Linked DNA regions of Homo sapiens: region 2 is linked to region 1. A link is a contact called in ENCODE Hi-C or POLR2A ChIA-PET data. All regions are on one chromosome and are shown on one strand. Each heading gives the region's core, a stretch centred on a gene start or an enhancer-like site at or near the end of the contact. The rest is flanking DNA. Distances are from core to core; before and after follow the strand shown. Region 1 overlaps SLC45A3 (solute carrier family 45 member 3). Region 2 overlaps RASSF5 (Ras association domain family member 5).

Region 1 (4,256 bases), core at 604-3,103:
TGCCCCCCACCATCCTCCTACAGCCCAGATAGCTCATTAGTAGCCTCCCAGTTCCTGGGGTGCCTTTCTCCAACGCCCCCCATCCCCACCCAGAGATTCTTTACCTGGTAACTTGGGGTTGGGCCAGGTGGGGAAAGGATTTGACTAGGAAGGGTGCAGGCTTCAAGCACCCCTGTATTCTTTGGTGGCAGAGTCCGTCCTCCCTTGTTTGAGTTCTACTCTGCCCAGCGGGTCCAGAGTCCTCTTGATACCCCCAGACTTTACTCTTCCCAGCCCGGAATTGCCTGAGAAGTTCCAAGCCCATAAGCACACACTACCCTCCAAAGCCCCCTTTTCTTATCCTTGCATGCTTTCCAGTGCCCCAGTCCCTGTCATTTCATCCCTCCTCCAGGGTCCTCGGGCTAAGGAGACCACAGAGGACTCCTGAGCACTAAGTCCAGCTGCTCGCCATCCCCGCTCCAGGGCCGCCTTCCCTGGAGCACAAACGGAGGAGCCCAGCCTTTCTCAGTTGTCAGGCTCAGGGAGGTCAGAGAACAAGAAGTCTTTCAGTACCACTTTTCTGGCCACCACTCCCATCAGCAGCCTCAGGGCAAGCTTCTTGCCAAAGCTTGCAAGTGACAGATCAGTGTTGGAACCCCGCCTCCTGCCCCAAGTCTGCGGAACTCCCCTGTCCTCCTGGGGACAGGGTCCAATTCTCCCTTACACCCTCCAGTCTTGGAGATGCTTCTAAAATCCTCCTGCCCTACTGCTCCTGGAACACTTTGGCAAAGACAAGATCAACCAGAAGAGCCAGCCTCAGAGCGTTCACCTGGCAAGGAGTGGGCAGGAAGAGGAAGGAAGTAGAGGGGCTGACCTCTCAGAAACGCAAGGAACAGGCAGCCTTCTAGGACAAGTCCCTCTCAAGTTCCAAACATCTCCCCTCCTCTCTGGGCCCAGCAATGCCAAGACAGCAAGAAAGCTGGAGGAAACCTAAGGCCTCTGGGAACCTTTCTGGAGCTCTGCCCCAGGTCATCCTTCCTCATCCTTGGGGGAAAAGAATCAAAACCCAGAGAGACCAAGGGCCGTGGGCAAGGTCAGTGAACCTGGATCCCCGCTGCACCCCTCCAGGTACTGGGAGATACATGCCCCTATGCATCCCAATATGTGACACCCCCAGGGCTGGCTCCCACCCCAGCAAGAAAAGGGGCCGGGAAATGTTTACCTAATGAATGAATGGCTAAGAGCAAGGGGTGGCAGTAGAAGCAAGGGTGAGGGCTTAAGTCCTCCTCCTCCCACGTGCTCGCCACACACCGAGGACTTTGCAGGCCCAACTCCAGAGGGAGCAGCTCCTATGGGCTCAAAGGTGGTGAGTGGCTCAGATAAACCCTCCTGGACTGGAAAGCCCCCACTTCAGACCAGACCCCAAAAAGGGAGTTTTGGGGGAAATGAAACTGAGCAACAGGAACAAACTTGGCCTGAACTTTGTCCAAAATACAGAAGACAGAGTGGCAGAGAAGGAGGAAAGCTGACCCGAGCCCACTCCCTGGTAGCTCCCTAAGGGAAGGGAGGGTCAGAGGGGGATGTATAAAGAGGTCTTTGAGGGCTTTCAAAGGGGCTTCTGCCACCCCGCATGGCTGAGGTGGAGCTGGGGGAGCAGATTCCCTCTACTGACAGACAGAGGCCCGTGGAAGCCCAGGCTGGGGGCAGCCCCCACCCCGGGCCTGTGTCATGCAGCAATTCTAAGGCTTCTTTATGCAGGCCAGCGTCAAACCCCACCCAGGCACATCAAACGGCTGTAGCCCCCACCCTGACCCCGCAGGCTCAGCGACCCTGCGTGTTCCCTGCACACTCACAAAGACGCTCTGCTTTCTCCCAGGCTCCTCAGAAGCGGCTCCTCTCCCCTTCACAGCCACCCCGCAGCCCTCCCCACAGAAGGGGAAATCGGGGGCTGGTGAGGCACGAGGAATAATGACTCAGCTGAGGAAAGCGGGTGGGGTCACCCTGGGCCAACCTCCCGGACACACACCCCACCAAGGCTGCCCTGCCCCAGGTCAGTGAGATGGCAGAGAAGGGGCAACCCCAGCACCTTGCTCCAAACTGAGCTCTCCAGGGTCCTCTAGGTTGGGGGCAGGGAGTGGACCTCTCAGGTCTGGGGGTTCCCCAGCCCTCCTCCCCATTACCCACCCCCTCCTCGCCCCAGTCCCAAGGGACCAATGCTGTCACCTTACCTAATGAAACCTGGCACACTGACTGCACTCCCCACGAGCCCCACCCTCACGGCAGCTCCACGGGAGCCTTGGGGACACCCCAGAAAGAGCCTGCACTAGCCAGGAGACCTGGAAATGAGCATTCTTGTGAGACAATGCGCTCCCCATCATGACAGATCCCCTTTGTGAGGGGTGCCATGTGCTTGGGCTGCTGGGGAGATGGTGGGAGGGACACGGCATTAGACAACCACGGCTTTGGTGACTCCCAACCCACTCAGTCTTTGATTCTCTGGGGCCAAATATTTCCAAAGCAGTGAGGGTCTCTGCTTTCCCCAGTCTTGCCCTAGAAAAAAACAGTGATTTGCAGAAAAAGCGGAGGCCCACGACTTCACAGGGCTCCCAGGGGAACCTGAGGACCCCACTCAGAATGAAGCCCCCCCACCTCAGGGACTCCTAAGAAAGAATAAGGGCCGGCAGTGGGACGGGGGACCCCAGCCCCATCCCGGACTTGCTCCCTGGTGCCTGCCTCCCCCAGGGCCTGGAGGCCAGGGATTTAGAGTTCGCCCTGCTGAGCTGCCTTTTCTTCACCGTTACTGGAAGCCTTCTGCTTAGCAGCTTGTCAGAGAGGGTGAGGGGGCTGCAGGCCGGGACACAAAGGGGGATTAGGGAGAAACCTCTCGGCCTGCAGAGTAATCCATCAAACTCTCTCCGGCTGCCAGCGCCGGCCCCTTCCCACTCAATTCCCCTTCCAGCTGCTGCTGGCCCCCACCCCCTCCGGCTCCTGAGCCCGTCACTTCGGGCAGCAAAGAGAATCCCAGGCCCTAGGGGGGCAGAGGGGGCACACCACAGACACTGGGAAAAGGGCAATGGCTCCCTCCCCCCACTCACCCCCAATGTGTGAAAACCCAACAGGTGGCTGTGGCGCGGTGGAGAGTGGCTTTTGTTGCCCTGTCTGAGAGCTCCAGTCCAGCTTTGGAAAGGAAACAAATGCCAGAGGAGATTGGGGGAAGGGGAGGGGAAGGGACAGAGGGGCAGTCCCTGGAGCCAGCACTGCCCTCCCCTCCCCTCTCCTACCCAGTGACAGGGATTCTGGGGCTGGCTGACCCTCACCTTGGCCAGAGTCAGTCCTGGACAGCCTAAGCTAGGGCTGAAGCATGGGGACTCTCCCAAGGGTCACCTGGCAATCCCATGGTGACAGTCAATACAGACACACATTCTGACTCCAGGCACCTGGGCCTCCCAATCACACTTAGTTTCTGAGAACAGCTGCAACCCAAGGTCACACTGGGCATGCCCTCCAAACCAGGACCAGCAGTGCTCTTCAACCTGGAGCTCTCTTCCACCCGAGGGACCACAACCCTCTGAATCCTGACGTCCCCAAACCCTGGCAGACTCTGCAGGCTGACCTGGGTTTGGGTGTCTGCCTGACCTGGGTTTGCATGCCAGCTCCACCACTTATTATAATTGCATGAGCCTGTAACTTGACCTTCCCATGCCTCAGTTTCCTCATCCACAATGAACAACAGCAGGCCGGGCACGGTGGCTCACGCCTGTAATCCCAGCACTTTGGGAGGCCGAGGCAGGCAGATTACCTGAGGTCAAGAAGTTTGACACCAGCCTGGCCAAAATGGTGAAACCCCGTCTCTACTAAAAATACAAAAATTAGCCAGGCCCAGACATAGCGGCACATACCTGTAATCCCAGCTACTCGGGAGGCTGAGGCATGAGAATTGCTTGAAACCGGGAGGTCAAGGTTGCAGTGAACCGAGATCATGCCACACTGCACTCCACCCTGGGCAACAGGGTGACTCTGTCTCAAACAAACAAAAAACCACAAACACGCACACAAAACAGAAAAGAAAACGCACAATAGCAGCCAACATTGAGGTTATAATACATACTAGGCACTCTGCCGTGCGTCTTGATCTTCCAACCATCCGATGAGGTGGGTACAATTAGTATACCCATTTTACAGGCACAGAAACTTAGATTAATACCACCAACTTCATAGATGTGGAGTGTGTTTGAGATACAGGATATGAAAGTTCCTGGCGGCCACTTCTTTGGTCG
Region 2 (4,256 bases), core at 1,201-3,700, 890 kb after region 1:
AATCTAAGGTGTTGCCTAGATGGGTAGGGGGACTTATCAGGTCACAAGACAAGGTTTTGATGGACCCAAGGTTAGAACTTCCCTCTTTTGCCTCCCAGGCCAGAGAATTTTCTTCCTTAGTCCCACAAAAGATAGGGTTTGGTGATTTGTAGGACTGGTGACTGTGAAGCCAGGCCAGGCCCTCTGTCCATCCCTCATATTTGTTCATTTTTTTCCTATCAGGGATCTGACCCTGGAAGTGGGGCCAGCTTCCATTCTTATCAATTTCCCAAATGCCTACAGGTGGTGGCCATTTAAGGCTTTGACATCTGAGCGGGAACACAGGCGTTCTGAACTCTTGGCATGTTAAACAGGCTCTGGGACCCCAGGACTCTGGCACCGGCCCAGAGCATTGGGGTGAGTGCTCTGAGGACAATACAGCTTTCTGCTTGCAGAATGTCAGAGCACCTCGCTTTATAGATGGAGAAACTGAGGCCCAGAGAGGTGGAAGGACGTCACTAGGCCACACATCTGTTTGGGTAGAGCCAGGACTAACACCCCTCCAGGACTCCTTGTCAAGTTCTCTTCTTCTTGGTCTTTTCCTACTCAGTAGATGACCCAGGATAGACCGTAGGTCTTGTCCTCTCAGAACCTTCTACAAAATGGAACACTCAACTTCAGGCTGGGTCAGGTTTTGAAAGGTCCTTCCCATCCCTCCATTCCTTAAGGCATGCTAGCTAAGGGGACATTGACCCTACACTTGATTTTAGCAGGTAGTCCCTGTAATCTTACAACTTTAGTGACTTAAAAGTTCTTCTTGGTGTCTATCCTACAACTGAAATATGTTAATAGATAAACCTCTATCTTCCCACTGGAGACTCCTCCTCATGTGTGTTTTTCTCTGTGGATACAAAGAACAGAAGGTTGACTATATCTACAGTTAAATATTTTTCTTTTTCTTTTTTTTTTTTTTTTTTTGAGATGGAGTTTTGCTCTTGTTGCCCAGGCTGGAGTACAATGACGCGATCTCGGCTCACTGCAACCTCTGCCTCCCAGGTTCAAGCAATTCTCCTGCCTCAGCCTCCTGAGTAGCTGAGATTACAGGCACCCACCACCACACCCAGCTAAGTTTTGTGTTTTTTTTTTTGAGTAGAGACAGGGTTTCACAATGTTGGCCAGGTCTTGAACTCCTGACCTCAGGTGAACCCCTACCTCGGCCTCCCAAGGTGCTGGGATTACAGGAGTGAGCCACCGCACCCGGCCTATAGTTAAATATTATACTTAAGTACATAGAAAACACACTCCCATGCCCCCATCTGCCTAGGCTTTCTTGGGTCTACAGTGACACCATTGAATTCTTTTTCTTCAAGGAAGATGCAAGAGGAAGAGGGTCCTGGAGGTCAGATCCTACACTGCTCCCTGTTCCCTGCCTGTAATTGTTCCATCTCCTCCTGCCTGGCCAGTCAGCTCCTCCCTGGACAGGATCCCTGTGGTACTCCAGGGGCACTAGCCAACCCCACAGCCCTGGGACAGTTGGGGAGGTCCCCATCTCTCTGCTAGCAGCAGGCACACCCAGGCCTCAGGCATGGCACCTGCCCCTCACCACCTCGGCATGAGAGAAAAGAAAAGATTACTAAAAATAAGTTAGCTCCAAATTTCAGCAATAAAAATAAAACTAGAATCTTTGGAACCACTGGCCCATTTGACTGTTTTTTATGTGCTGTCTCAAAGGCTTACATGGCCCAAGACTAGTCCCAGAAGAGATTTCAGACTGGCACAGCCTCCAGATAGCCTCATTTAGAGATGCCGTCCGAACTCCACACTCGTGGGATTCACTGCCCGCTGCCTCCTCTGGCCCTTCCCAGTATTGTCCGTCCTATAAGATCAGAACTCGCATCTCCTTCAGGTCCAACAACATCAAGTACTTGGTTACAAAAGCCAGTATTGGCCGGGCGTGGTGGCTCATGCCTGTAATCCCAGCACTTTGGGAGGCCGAGACGGGCGGATCACGAGGTCAGGAGATCCAGACCATCCTGGCTAACCTGGTGAAACCCCATCTCTACTGAAAAATAGAAAAAATTAGCCAGGCGTGGTGGCAGGCTAACTACTTGGGAGGCTGAGGCAGGAGAATGGTGTGAACCCGGGAGGCGGAGCTTGCAGTAAGCCAAGATCGTGCCACTGCACTCCAGCCTGGGCGACAGAACGAGTCTCTGTCTCAAAAAAAAAAAGCCAGTATTGACCAAATACTGCTTGGGTTGAATTGCTGCATCTTCTCTCTTGCATCCTGTACAATCAGGATGGACTAACTTGAAACAACCCCTGCTTTTCAGTCATTGAATATAATCAGAGGTTTATTTCCCCCTTTACTTAAAAAAGTTAGATTGGCAGGTGGGGATCAGGATAACACATGGGAAGCTTGTGGGCCAGACCCGGAAATGGTGGGTGTTTCTTGCAACCACGGGCCATTGGCTGGAACTCAGTCACGTGGCCACACCTAACCACAGGGGAGGTTGGGAAGTGAAGTACAGCTGTGAGCCCTGGTAGAAAAGGAAGCAGGTTGTGGTGAGCATTTAGCTGTCTCTGCCACACATGCCTCCTGCCACCGTTTCTGCGCCAGGCACCTGGGAAGCTCTGCTCATAACTGCTTGGTAAAGGACATGACCTGTTTCTTTGACCTTGTACCTCTCTCTCATCTGTCACTGAGGATATTCTGTTCTTGGGATTGGGTCCTGTCTCCCCCATCTAAACTGGAAATCTCTTGAGGACGGGTGCTTTTCCTCACTCAGCACTTCTCTGGTTTCTCTGTAGCATCTGAAACCTTCAGTGTTGCATCAAGGTGGCCTCAACCACCTGCACCAGAACTACTCTTTGAGAATGGAGTTTCAGGGGCCCTACTCCAGAGCTACTGGCTCCTGAATCTTTGGAGATGGGACCCTGGATTCTGCTTTTCTAATACTTTTCCCAGGTGATTCTCATATATGCTGCAATCTAGGAACCACCTGTTTAGGAAATATTTGGTAATTGACTGCTTACCCCAATTGGAATGCAAGAAGAGAATGTGTCACAGATTCCTAAGAGGTTCCTAGGCTGGAAACTGAAGTCTAGAGAGGGAAGAGGATTTGCCCCCAGTCACACAGCTCAGTAGAGACAGATTCAAGGAGTCAGGCCCCCTGGGTCCTGCTCAGAGCTTTCTCTGCTAGTCTCATCACCACAAGCTGAACTCTTATTTCAAGGCCCTTTGAGATCTTGATGGCACATGATGTAAGGGAAGACACACAGCACTAACTGTAAATGAAGTCCTCCCTTCCCATCCAGCTCAAGCCACTAAGAGGTTATGGCCAAGTCATTTCAATCATCAGACTCAGGTACTTCATCCTGTCCTTCTCAACAAACACCCTTGTCATGTGAGTGTCCTTATCTTCCCTGCTGAGAGTCCCTTGCCTCTTTGCATGGGAACAGACCCTTTTTACTAGTTTCTCATGGGCCTGGTAGGGATTCTAGATATTGGCTGCCAAGTTCTCTAAACCATAAGGACTTCCCCTAGGGAGGGGTCAGAGAGACGACCTCCTCCAGGACCACCTGGAACTCACCCAAGACATCCTTGTTCACACGCCGCTTAGTCCAGGCCATCCCTCACTCTCTGTTCTGGTTCCTCCCCTCCTGCCCTCCTTCTGTCTTCACAGGTTTAGATAGTTTATCCAGAATCAGCTTTTCCCTATAAAGCAATTTCACTTACAGTTTGGGACACATAATATCCACCCACCCAAGCAGTTTAGGGAGAAAAGAAGAAAGATTTTATGCCAGTATCAAACCTTGAATCCCAGGTCTTATTGCACACTGTCAGATCAGGCTTTGGATCCAACTCCCAGCCTAGGAGCTTGAAGGGGTCCTAGCTTGGGGACCTCGATTCTCTTCTCTTCTGCTCTTCACTTACCAGGTACCCCACACCTGTGTATCTTCTGGCTTTGGGAGCTCCCTGGGTGGGGAACTGAGACCTGTCCTGCAGGTCCTTGGTTTCTTCTTCTTCATGGTTTAGTCTACCTCAAAGAGCATGGGGTGGGGATCCAGACCTAGCCTGGCATATTTTCCAGAGACAAGAGGATGAGATAAAGTGCCACGAATCAGGAGCACTTGATTTCAGGGCCAGGAGGAAGAAAAGAGCTGCACTGACAGACAGCTTCAGGCTTGAATTGCTGAGCCTGTGGCTTCTGTTCACAGAAGGCTTCTGTCCTGGGGGCTCATCTCCCCTCTTCTCCCACAGCATCCCAGCTTTAGCT

The links. Hi-C counts contacts between places; a loop is a spot of excess contacts on that map. ChIA-PET counts read pairs that join two places held with the same protein, here RNA polymerase II (POLR2A). Pooled maps may share reads with other maps.
Region 2: a pooled map shows a loop between it and region 1 (3-fold over the local background). The contact joins two enhancer-like sites. A Hi-C loop is called at or near these places in 2 of 50 pooled maps. POLR2A ChIA-PET finds 5 or more read pairs at or near these places in 2 of 52 experiments (A673 and OCI-LY7).

Annotation. Positions count from the first base shown.
Region 1 is chr1:205,667,863-205,672,118 of GRCh38, forward strand. The region is part of intron 1 of SLC45A3 (solute carrier family 45 member 3); the gene reads right to left. Among named protein-coding and RNA genes, the nearest start is that of SLC45A3, 11 kb to the right of the region's middle. RefSeq lists enhancers at 1,315-1,394, 1,405-1,484, 2,155-2,716. Within about 2 kb of position 1,854, at least 7 of the 41 ENCODE cell types and tissues checked have a DNase peak (open chromatin) inside an H3K27ac peak, as active enhancers do; they include OCI-LY7, where a contact is called at or near this core.
Region 2 is chr1:206,560,726-206,564,981 of GRCh38, forward strand. The region is part of intron 2 of RASSF5 (Ras association domain family member 5); the gene reads left to right. LOC124904494 (a long non-coding RNA gene) reads left to right here. Exons shown (of 2, transcript XR_007066831.1): 2 at 283-1,669. Among named protein-coding and RNA genes, the nearest start is that of EIF2D, 50 kb to the right of the region's middle. Within about 2 kb of position 2,451, at least 9 of the 41 ENCODE cell types and tissues checked have a DNase peak (open chromatin) inside an H3K27ac peak, as active enhancers do; they include OCI-LY7, where a contact is called at or near this core.